2 separate regions of the Homo sapiens genome follow, and region 1 is linked to region 2. The links are chromatin contacts, found by Hi-C or POLR2A ChIA-PET in ENCODE. All regions are on one chromosome and are shown on one strand. The core of a region is the stretch at or near the end of the contact, and the rest is flanking DNA. Distances in the headings are between cores, read along the strand shown.

Evidence for each region. Hi-C counts contacts between places; a loop is a spot of excess contacts on that map. ChIA-PET counts read pairs that join two places held with the same protein, here RNA polymerase II (POLR2A). Pooled maps may share reads with other maps.
Region 1: a loop to region 2 is called in a map of aorta, with 2.2 times the contacts of the local background. The contact joins two enhancer-like sites. A Hi-C loop is called at or near these places in 16 of 168 maps with a recorded cell type or tissue (A673, Caco-2, K562 and 11 more) and 15 of 50 pooled maps. POLR2A ChIA-PET finds 5 or more read pairs at or near these places in 6 of 52 experiments (AG04449, AG04450, BJ and 3 more).

The regions. Positions count from the first base shown.
Region 1 is chr7:94,312,849-94,317,374 of GRCh38, reverse strand. All of the region lies in intron 1 of LOC112267858 (a long non-coding RNA gene), which reads left to right. The region is part of intron 2 of LOC107986821 (a long non-coding RNA gene); the gene reads right to left. Among named protein-coding and RNA genes, the nearest start is that of COL1A2-AS1, 77 kb to the left of the region's middle. Within about 2 kb of position 2,779, at least 2 of the 41 ENCODE cell types and tissues checked have a DNase peak (open chromatin) inside an H3K27ac peak, as active enhancers do; they include A673, where a contact is called at or near this core.
Region 2 is chr7:94,345,579-94,349,986 of GRCh38, reverse strand. The region is part of intron 1 of LOC112267858 (a long non-coding RNA gene); the gene reads left to right. It overlaps LOC107986821 (a long non-coding RNA gene), which reads right to left. Exons shown (of 4, transcript XR_001745275.2): 4 at 2,924-3,327. Among named protein-coding and RNA genes, the nearest start is that of COL1A2-AS1, 44 kb to the left of the region's middle. RefSeq lists an enhancer at 419-3,337. Within about 2 kb of position 1,611, at least 8 of the 41 ENCODE cell types and tissues checked have a DNase peak (open chromatin) inside an H3K27ac peak, as active enhancers do; they include A673, where a contact is called at or near this core.

The sequences.
Region 1 (4,526 bases), core at 1,530-4,029, 34 kb after region 2:
CAAGAGTAAGCTGTCAAGTCTCATAGTTTGGCCATACAGGAAAGTAATAGAAAGTGCCAAAGACAAAGGCCCCTAGTTCATCTTGAAGGGTATATCAAATCCTTTATGTTATGCTCAAAGGTGTCCACTGAATTGATCAATGCCGTTATTCCGACTGTGAAAGAAATTGCAGATTAATCAGTAGTATTGACAGAGGTGATTGTTAAGAATGGCATGTCCTGAATTATTTTTGTCAGATGAACATAGTAAAATATTTGCACAGAAATTCACCTGGCTACCATGAGACTTCAACTTTTTTGTTTTAAATCTGTTTACCCTGGAGTAAAGATTGTGAGGTTGGTAAATTAATCGGTGGCAAGGGTAAAACTGTATATGCTAGAGAATTCTACTACACAAAAATCTCCTTATTGTCTCTTTTACCTAATGGCATTAATGTGGAGAGTGGAATGGTTGCCCTCACACCTCGAGACAAGTGCTGTTCAGGGCTTGATTAGATGAGGCCAGTCCTTCTAGTCACCTGCATCTCAGGCACTCATCTACTGAAGTGGTGAAATAATGACGACAATGCTATTATTAATTTAAAACTTGTGTTGGCAGTTTTGATTAAAAAATAAAGGAATTGTGGGACTAGAAGGGACCTGGAAAAGACAGTTAGTTCATCTTAGATATATAACCATTGACCCTGCTTTTTAGGATTTTCAGAAAAAGGAATTCAGAATTCAGTACTCTGTACTGGTAGGAGATGTGTTGATTCTTCATTCATTCACTTACTCTATTATTCAGCAATTACCTGTACAGGGAATGGAAATGAATTGGGCAATAAGGCAGACATAATTTTTCAGCTTTCATGGAATTCATAATCCAGTAAGGAAGAAGGGCAATAAAACAAGAAAGTTTGATAAATGATGACATATGTTATACTAAGCTAAGTATAGGGGGCCACAGGGGCCCATAATGGGGGCTTCTCTCACTTGGTCTAGGGGATTGGGGAAGGCTTGATGGAGGAAGTGAGTTTCAAGTTGAGTCTGAAAGAAAAATAAGAGTTTTCAAGTGAAGTCAGGGTTTGGGTGGGGCAAGGAAAGGGGGAAAAAAGACAATATTCTAGGGAGAGGAACCGCATGTGTGAAGGCCAGAAGATAAAAGTTTCAGGCAATGTTCCAGAATCTCTATTGTCTTGGACATCAGGCTAAGGATGGCCTTTCCCATGAGAGGTTGTCTTCCTGTGTTTGTTGTCCGAATCATGCCTCATCCACATCATAAAGGTTTGCAAACTAGTTGCACTCCTTTCCATGCTCGTTGCTTGGTGAAACTCCATCAGAGGCCTAGGCCTAGGCTTAGGTGTAGCTTGGAAGGAGGAATGTGAGCAGAGTTCTACCTGGGGTCTGGTGGCCCTGCGGTGAAAAAGTTAGTGATTAAGAGCGCAGGCTCTGACTTAACAAAATCTCGGCTTGGAGTCTCAATTCTTCTATTTCCTAAATTTATATAAATGTAACATGGAAACATTAACAAAAAAAATTTTTCCTATAGATTTGTTATAACAAATTAATGAAAGAGATCCCTTGGTACAATTAAAGAAATCCCTTGGTACATTCTCAATAGGTATTGTTATTGTTATTCTTGTTGTTATAATTTCTTTCTCATCTGATCTGAAGAAGCAGAAGTGAGTTTAATCACAGTTACTGAAGAAAACTATCATTTCTTACTTTCTATTCTTTAGATTTATTTCAAAATCATGACATCTTTTTCCCAGCCATTAACTTCACTATTTCAGCCACAGGTGGTCCATAAGTTGCCCGATGTGTAGTTCTGAGTTAAAATCCCTGAGTGTGTGTTTATCACTAATTTTGGGGAATATTGGAATATTGGAAGCCCAAATCTAATTAACATCTGGTAAGGTGTGTACGTTTCCAACAGCATAAGGCTGGTAATGGCATACCCCTCAAATGTGAGAGAAGATGGAAAGCATGTCATTGAAGTTCTGTTAGTGATAGTCACAATGACATCTGCTTTTTAGACCTGGATGCTGTTTTCCTGGAACTGGGATTTAATGCATTATATATTTTTCTCTTCCTGGGGGAGAATAGTGAAAGCAGACCTAAAAATAAGCATAATCATGAAGGGCTGATTGTTTAAAAGGCAGAAAGGTCACGAAGATACAGGAAGGGAGAACCACAAGCTAGAATTACTAATTCTAAGCCCCAGTGGAAGATGAAGAGGCTCTTATTTACACATACTGGTCTCAAGTCTGAGACTACCCAAGATAAGAGGCATAAAGGTCCCCATTTCAAATTACCAGGCATCTGTAGCTAATGACTATATTCAGTTATAGTGCATATGGCAGGTGAATGTTCTCCTCTCCAACTTGTTCCTGCTATTATCCAGATAGCTACTCTTGTTTTTCATTTTTGCTTTTTTTCTTGCTAAAATCACAGAGCTGAGCAAAGTAGTAGCAAGCCATCGGGACCTGCTAATCAAATCTGAGAGACCAGGGCTCCAATCTAAGCTCATCATATGACTTAAGAGGCCCTCATTTAGACAGGATCTGAAAAGTCCCTTCTAAAGCCTTTACAAAGTGAGAATAATCTTCATTAAGTGCTACAGATTTCACAGAACAAAAATGGATTAGGGGCTTGTCACAGGAAAGATAATTAATGTGCTGGAGAGAAGTATAGGCAATGGAAAGAAAAATTTCTCCATAAGAAAAGAAAAAAAAATTACAACAGCCAGGGCGGATAATGATTAACGGTTAAGAAGCAGTTCCTGCTGGCTTCATTTTTACAGTATAATTAAGAGAGTGAGAGAGGTCGGGTGAGAAGAGACACATACACATGCACAAAAGGAAATAACTCACATACAGAAATACAATTTTAGAATTGAAAGGTACATCAATAGTTTTTGTTGGTACATTAATATTTATTCATCTCTTCTTAATGTAAAAATTCATCTTTTCTTGTGTTGAAGTCCTCCAAAACATCTTGCCAAATTGCCTTTCGATATATTCTTGCTGAAAATATTGTTGTGTATTGGGAAATTATTTTGAAATTATTTTCTAAGTTATTTTGTAGCTGAAGAAGTCTTAGGCGGCAATTTTTCTCTACTGTTTAATTCTGCTATCTTGCTTCTCATAGTTCGTGCTGCAATTGGTGTTATTTTAGGCCCTGAAGCAAATGGTTCTTTCCCCCTTTTCTAATTTCCTCCTTTCCAGACAGTGGGGCTTGGCTTTTTATCAAGGAATCAAATGCCCACCCTATGGGCCTTCTGGGACTTTTTCCAACCTAAATACATTTCTTTCCTGTGAATGTGTAATCATTTGCAAGTGAGTACACAGCTGAAAACCTGTTGATAGGAAATGCTAGAAGAGCCAGTTCTTTTTCTGTGGTGCCAAATGTATCTTGGATAAAAAGAATTAATAATTATGACTTGCTATTTACTTATAATTGCAATCAAAATTCAAGAGGAAAAAGGAGATTGCCCTTTCTTAGGTAGGGTGTCATATGATATCTGCACTTCAGTGGAATTGTACTGAATTCAGAATACAGTCCTAGGCTTTGAATTTCAATTAGATTCCATCCACTTGAAATATGGTTCCATGTTAAACACAAACAAAAAAATCTAAAAATGAGTATGATGGTCTAGCTTCATGGCTTACTGGGAGACAGAACCCAAAAGACCTCGTTGAAATGAAATGATCATTATACAGGATGTGTTAAAGTGCAACAGTGTACAGAGAAGAAGCTCTTAATTCTGCCTGGGATTGATTTCGTGTGGGTTTGGATTTCTTGGAGGAGGTGTGGTTGAAGTTAGTGCTTGAGGAATTGAGTAGGGTGTCACCTGGCAGAAAAGTGGGGAAAGGGCATTTCACTGCCATCAGAATTATCTTGTGAGATAAAAATGTGATAATGACATTCTATTGCTCCAAAGCTTCCAATAAACTCACTTTACTTACACAAAAAAAGCCCCAAATACTTAGAACTCATTATTTTAACACTCTTTCATAAATGCATGCTTAACAACATAATGTTTTTCTGGTGTCTTTGAGGGCAGGCTTAATGTGCAGAAAAGACTACTTGTGATTCTTTTGGATTTTCAAATTAATATTTGACTTATTACAGATATATTTTTTCCTCTGTCGTTTACATTCAACTTAGAAAAGCATATCTCAGCAATCACTTTCAAGCAGATCTTCAAAACCTAATTAATTAAAATTGCTTAAATATTTCTAACTGAATTTTTAAATTTAAAATACTTGATTTTTTAAGACCGTAAACTAAATAACAAATAAAATCTTTTAATTACTTAAGTGAATTTTAAGAAACACAATAAATTAAATTTTCGAGTATGATGACAGTTGTTTTTTTTTTAAATGCCTTGATACTACTTCTAAACTTAGGAAAATTCTCTTATGTCTTTGAAATTAAAGTGCAAAGTTTGACAAATTATCTAATTATATAATTTAAATGGGAATTGCAGAACTAATTTATTTGATGCTCCAATATGCCAAATTCTCTTATGCATTAAAAATATTA
Region 2 (4,408 bases), core at 362-2,861:
CTTTCCAATAACCAGATTATTATCCCCAAAGCTTTTTTTTTTTTTTTTTTGGAGACAGAGTCTTGCTCTGTCGCCCAGGCTGGAGTGCAGTGGTGCGATACCGGCTCACTGCATGCTCCGCCTCCCAGGTTCGTGCCATTCTCCTGCCTCAGCCGCCGCAGTAGCTGGGACTACAGGCGTGTGCCACCACGCCTGGCTAATTTTTTGTATTTTTAGTAGAGATAGGGTTTCACCGTGTTAGCCAGGATGGTCTTGATCTCTTCACCTCGTGATCCGCCCACCTCGGCCTCCCAAAGTGCTGGGATTACAGGCATGAGCCACCGCGCCCGGCCTAAAGCTTTTCTAGCAGAAATTCTGGAGCCTCGGAATGTCCCTAAGTGATGGAGAATAAGATTTATATGGAAAATCTATGGGATTTTCAACATCTGCTCTGCCCTAGGTACTCGAAAATATTTGTCAAAATGAATGAAGGTAGAGATGAGAAGTGACTCAAAGACTAACTTAGCTACTATTTCCTATATTTCCTCTGTACCTCTTTTGGATTTTAAATAGAAAATTATTATTCATTTTTAAATATTTTTAAGAACTTCCCTCTACCCACCCTACCCCCCGAAAAAATTCAGTGTGCAATATATACGATTTGAGGTATATACATAGAGTATTTCCTTACTGACCTGTTGGACAAGAAGGAATAGGTTAACTTATAGAACCCTTTTTCAAAGAGTAGCTCTTCAGTAGTCTGGGATAGTTTTCAGGAGAATAACTTGAAGACCTACCAAAGTCTCTTTTTGTCTCACAAGTAAAAATATAGGACCTATCTTCATGTGGAAAACTTAATGATAGCTGAGTAAATTACAGATTCAAGGAATCATGAGGATAAAATAGCCTACTAATTAATCTCCTTGCAAACAGTCTTCATTTTCTTTTTACACATATCCCCCTGTTTTATTAACATCAGTCTCTGAAAGCTTTTCTTTATTCGCTTTAACATGCCTTCATTGAAGACCTTCCGTATATGAGATCCTATTGCTAGGGGTTGTGGGAGAAGACAAAAATTATTAAGAGATGGTTACTCTTTTCTTTTAAAGAGCATACAACCCTATTGGAAAGGAAATTATGACCTTCAAGGATCTTCAAGGCTGAAGCTCATGATTTTTAATAAACTTCCTTATTCAAGTATTAATATCTAATCTTTTATGATATTGTATATCCATGTTTCCATTGTTCTCTGCTCCTTTCCCCATGCAGAAAAATGGATGACTTAGGGTCACAGGCTATTTGGTCAGCACAAGTTTGGCTGTAAATATTTCCATACCAACTTACTACACTCTCTTTCTCTCTCCCCCTCTTAAAATTTTACCTATATTAAAATTTGGAGGTATTTATTTTGTGGTAGCCTAATTCTGAATAGTCAGTTTCTCTTCAGAATGCAGTAGTATGTTGAAGTGAAACCATATTTTGGCTTTCTACAAGGGTGTGGGCTTCTCCTTGGGTTTTCACATTTTCCTTTGTGCCTCTTGTGAAATGGTTTGTGGAGACTGCAAAAAGCAAAGGCAGACTCCTTGCCTCACTCCGCCCCTTTCCAGCTCATCATATTCTTATATAATCCAAGAGAAATCTGCTTTTGGTTAGAATGCAGTTGAGGGCAAAGTAAAAAAAAAAAATTTGGATACGTTAAATGTTCCAAGTTTGTATGAAAGTTCTGTCAAAGCAACAGCCTAAATGGAGGCAGCTGGAAATCATTAAGGAAACTTGCAGGAGACAGTGATTAAAGCAGGATGGAATTTCCACTCTCCCCGCCCCCTCTCTATTTTTATGGTACTTTAAGCAAGTTAGTGTTCCTTTTGAAATTTGAATTAGCCCTCTGACTATGAGAGTTGGAAAATTATTTTATTCCTTTACTTCCTAGAGACCACTCCACTGATTTCCGAGGCTGTTACTGCAAATGAATAAATGAACACATTTGGAACTAACTGGTGCTCAGCAGCGGTGTGCCTCATATTTCATGATTATCCTTGCATCTTCCTGGTCTGAGTCTGATTTGAAATGATAACCACTGAGTAACATTAAGAACACTTTGTGGCTGCTTTTCTAGTCTTATATGATAACTGAAGGGTACTTTTTAAGACCCCAATTTTTCCTTTCCTCCTTTCTCCTTTAATGGTTGCACCATTTTTCATCACAAGAAATAGTTGCAGATGAGTGCCTCCTAGTTCTTTTTTTCATTCCAACTTTCTATGGGTTCAACCGCAAGGCATACTGGGATCTCAGCAGCAAAGGGTGATGGGACAGGTAGAGGCTGAAGGCATAACTGGGAAGGGCTGGGATTCCTCCCTGTGGGTGTGGCATGACCAGTTTTGATGTGGGCTGGTGTTGCTACAGAGAGGTCGAATCTGGTCGTTGGGGCAGAGTGGAGGAAGCACAGAGCTGGACAGAACTTCATGTCAGGTGATGTGCATTTGAGAGTCTAAGAGATGAATCTGTCAGGAAGGTGACCCTGGCTCATGGTAGGGCATGCGGGCCAAAGAATCCAGGTCTCTGTGGGAAAGCAGGTTACCATTACACAAACTGGTCAGTTAATAGTGGGCATGAGAAAAAAATCATGATGGGCAGGGGGTGAAGAGTGAACCCAACCCAACATCAGCTGGTACTGAACTCAGGGCAGCAAAATGAATTTACAGTATTTTTTGCCTGCCTGAATGAGTTAGTTGGGGACTGGGCTTCAGCAGGTAGGGACTGGAGAACCTGGACAGAATTTTCTTCCACTGGACTACATGGACATCAAACAATTAAGTGCAACCATTCCCTCATTGTTCGTGGAGTGGAATATCTACAGTAAGACTAGGAAATAGAACTTATTGGAGGTTTTTTCTTGATGTGGGAAAATAACCTCATTATAGTGAACAAGCAGGTCTCCTGGAATGAAATCACATGACAGCTTTAATCTTTCCCCTATTTCTTTTAGCCCACTCAGTAGGACAAATTTTTTTCTGTTCTTGAATGAATTCCAGGAATGGCACAGTGGCTTTTTTCGATCACTCCACTTTCAGAAAATGAGAGATCCTTTGTGCTCTTCTAGTCACCCAGAAAGTTTTATTTTGGCCCCTAAAATGTCTACTTCTATGTAATACCTTAATAGTAGTCAAAGTTGAGGCTTCTCATTTCATTTAACGTAGGTCTGCAAGAGGTGGTAGCCTGAAGTGGGAAGGGCAGACAGGATGATCTCTGTCTCAGGCTCCCCACCTCCTGCTTCTGTGCCTCTTCCTCCTCCTCCTCCTCCTCCAGCTTGCTAATTGCAGTTTCTGACCCCTTTGGGATTGGAGGGAGCTGAGAGAGAGAGGGGAGGTAAGAGAAAAGCAAAGGCATTAGTTGATCACCACTGAAATTAGTTGATGTCTCTCAACTAATGATGATGTGCTCTCTGGGCTTGGCAGGTGTTTAAAGCTGACACTTTCTCCTGGCAAACTTTGGGGCATTATTTGAAAACTTTCCACCCACCAACCCTGAATCACTAGGGTACCTAGCCTGCAGTTCTTTTGATGTTCAGGGATGTTCCTCCCTATAGTTGCTCACTTACATGATAGTCTCCTAGTGCTACACTCCTGTGTTGGGGATACTGTGTGCCTCTAGGAAGTTATTTTGGGCAATATTTAGAGGACCTCAAGGTTGATTCTTTTCTGTTAAATTCATATAACTATGCATATTCTTTACCTCAAGAAATTCTGTTGTAACCTTTCTTCATGTCAGCTTTTCTTTGTCTTCCATCAGATCAGAATTACTAGTCAGCTAGCATTTCCCCATATTCTTTTGTCCTCTGACAGTACCTGGGGCACACCTTGAGCTCTCTACATGGTCCCATTGAAGCCACATTCCCTGGGCTTGAAATGAAGGAAAACACACCTAATCCTTCTCCCCATGGGAGTTGTGTGGGACTCAACACTCATTAACAGCTCCCTCACAAAATCCACTTTGTAAATGTCAATTTCCCTTTCAGCCTTTATTCTCCTTCATAGGCTGGAGGTGGGTGGTCTGGTCTGGGTCAAAAAAATTTTTTTTTGCTTTGCCATCTCTTAGCAAGCCTTGTATAGATGGTATCAAACTTCTCGATGGGTTGAAGGAATGCTTAACACTCATTATCTTGAAGCCACTGCACAACTAAAGAGAAATAATCAATTTTTTAAAAAATCTTGTTAAAACCTGATTCAGATATTAAGGGTTTATTGTTTTCTTGTAGGTAGAATCACCAAGAAAGAATGAGAGTTTCCTTTTTCCTCCCAACTTTATTACCTTTGAAGACTTTTTAAAAAACAATTTAACATATGTTCTTTATTTTCACAGAAGTCCAAAGTGCCAAGCTAAACCTCATATATGAATCTATTATTAAGACATAACTTTTGCTAAGACTAAC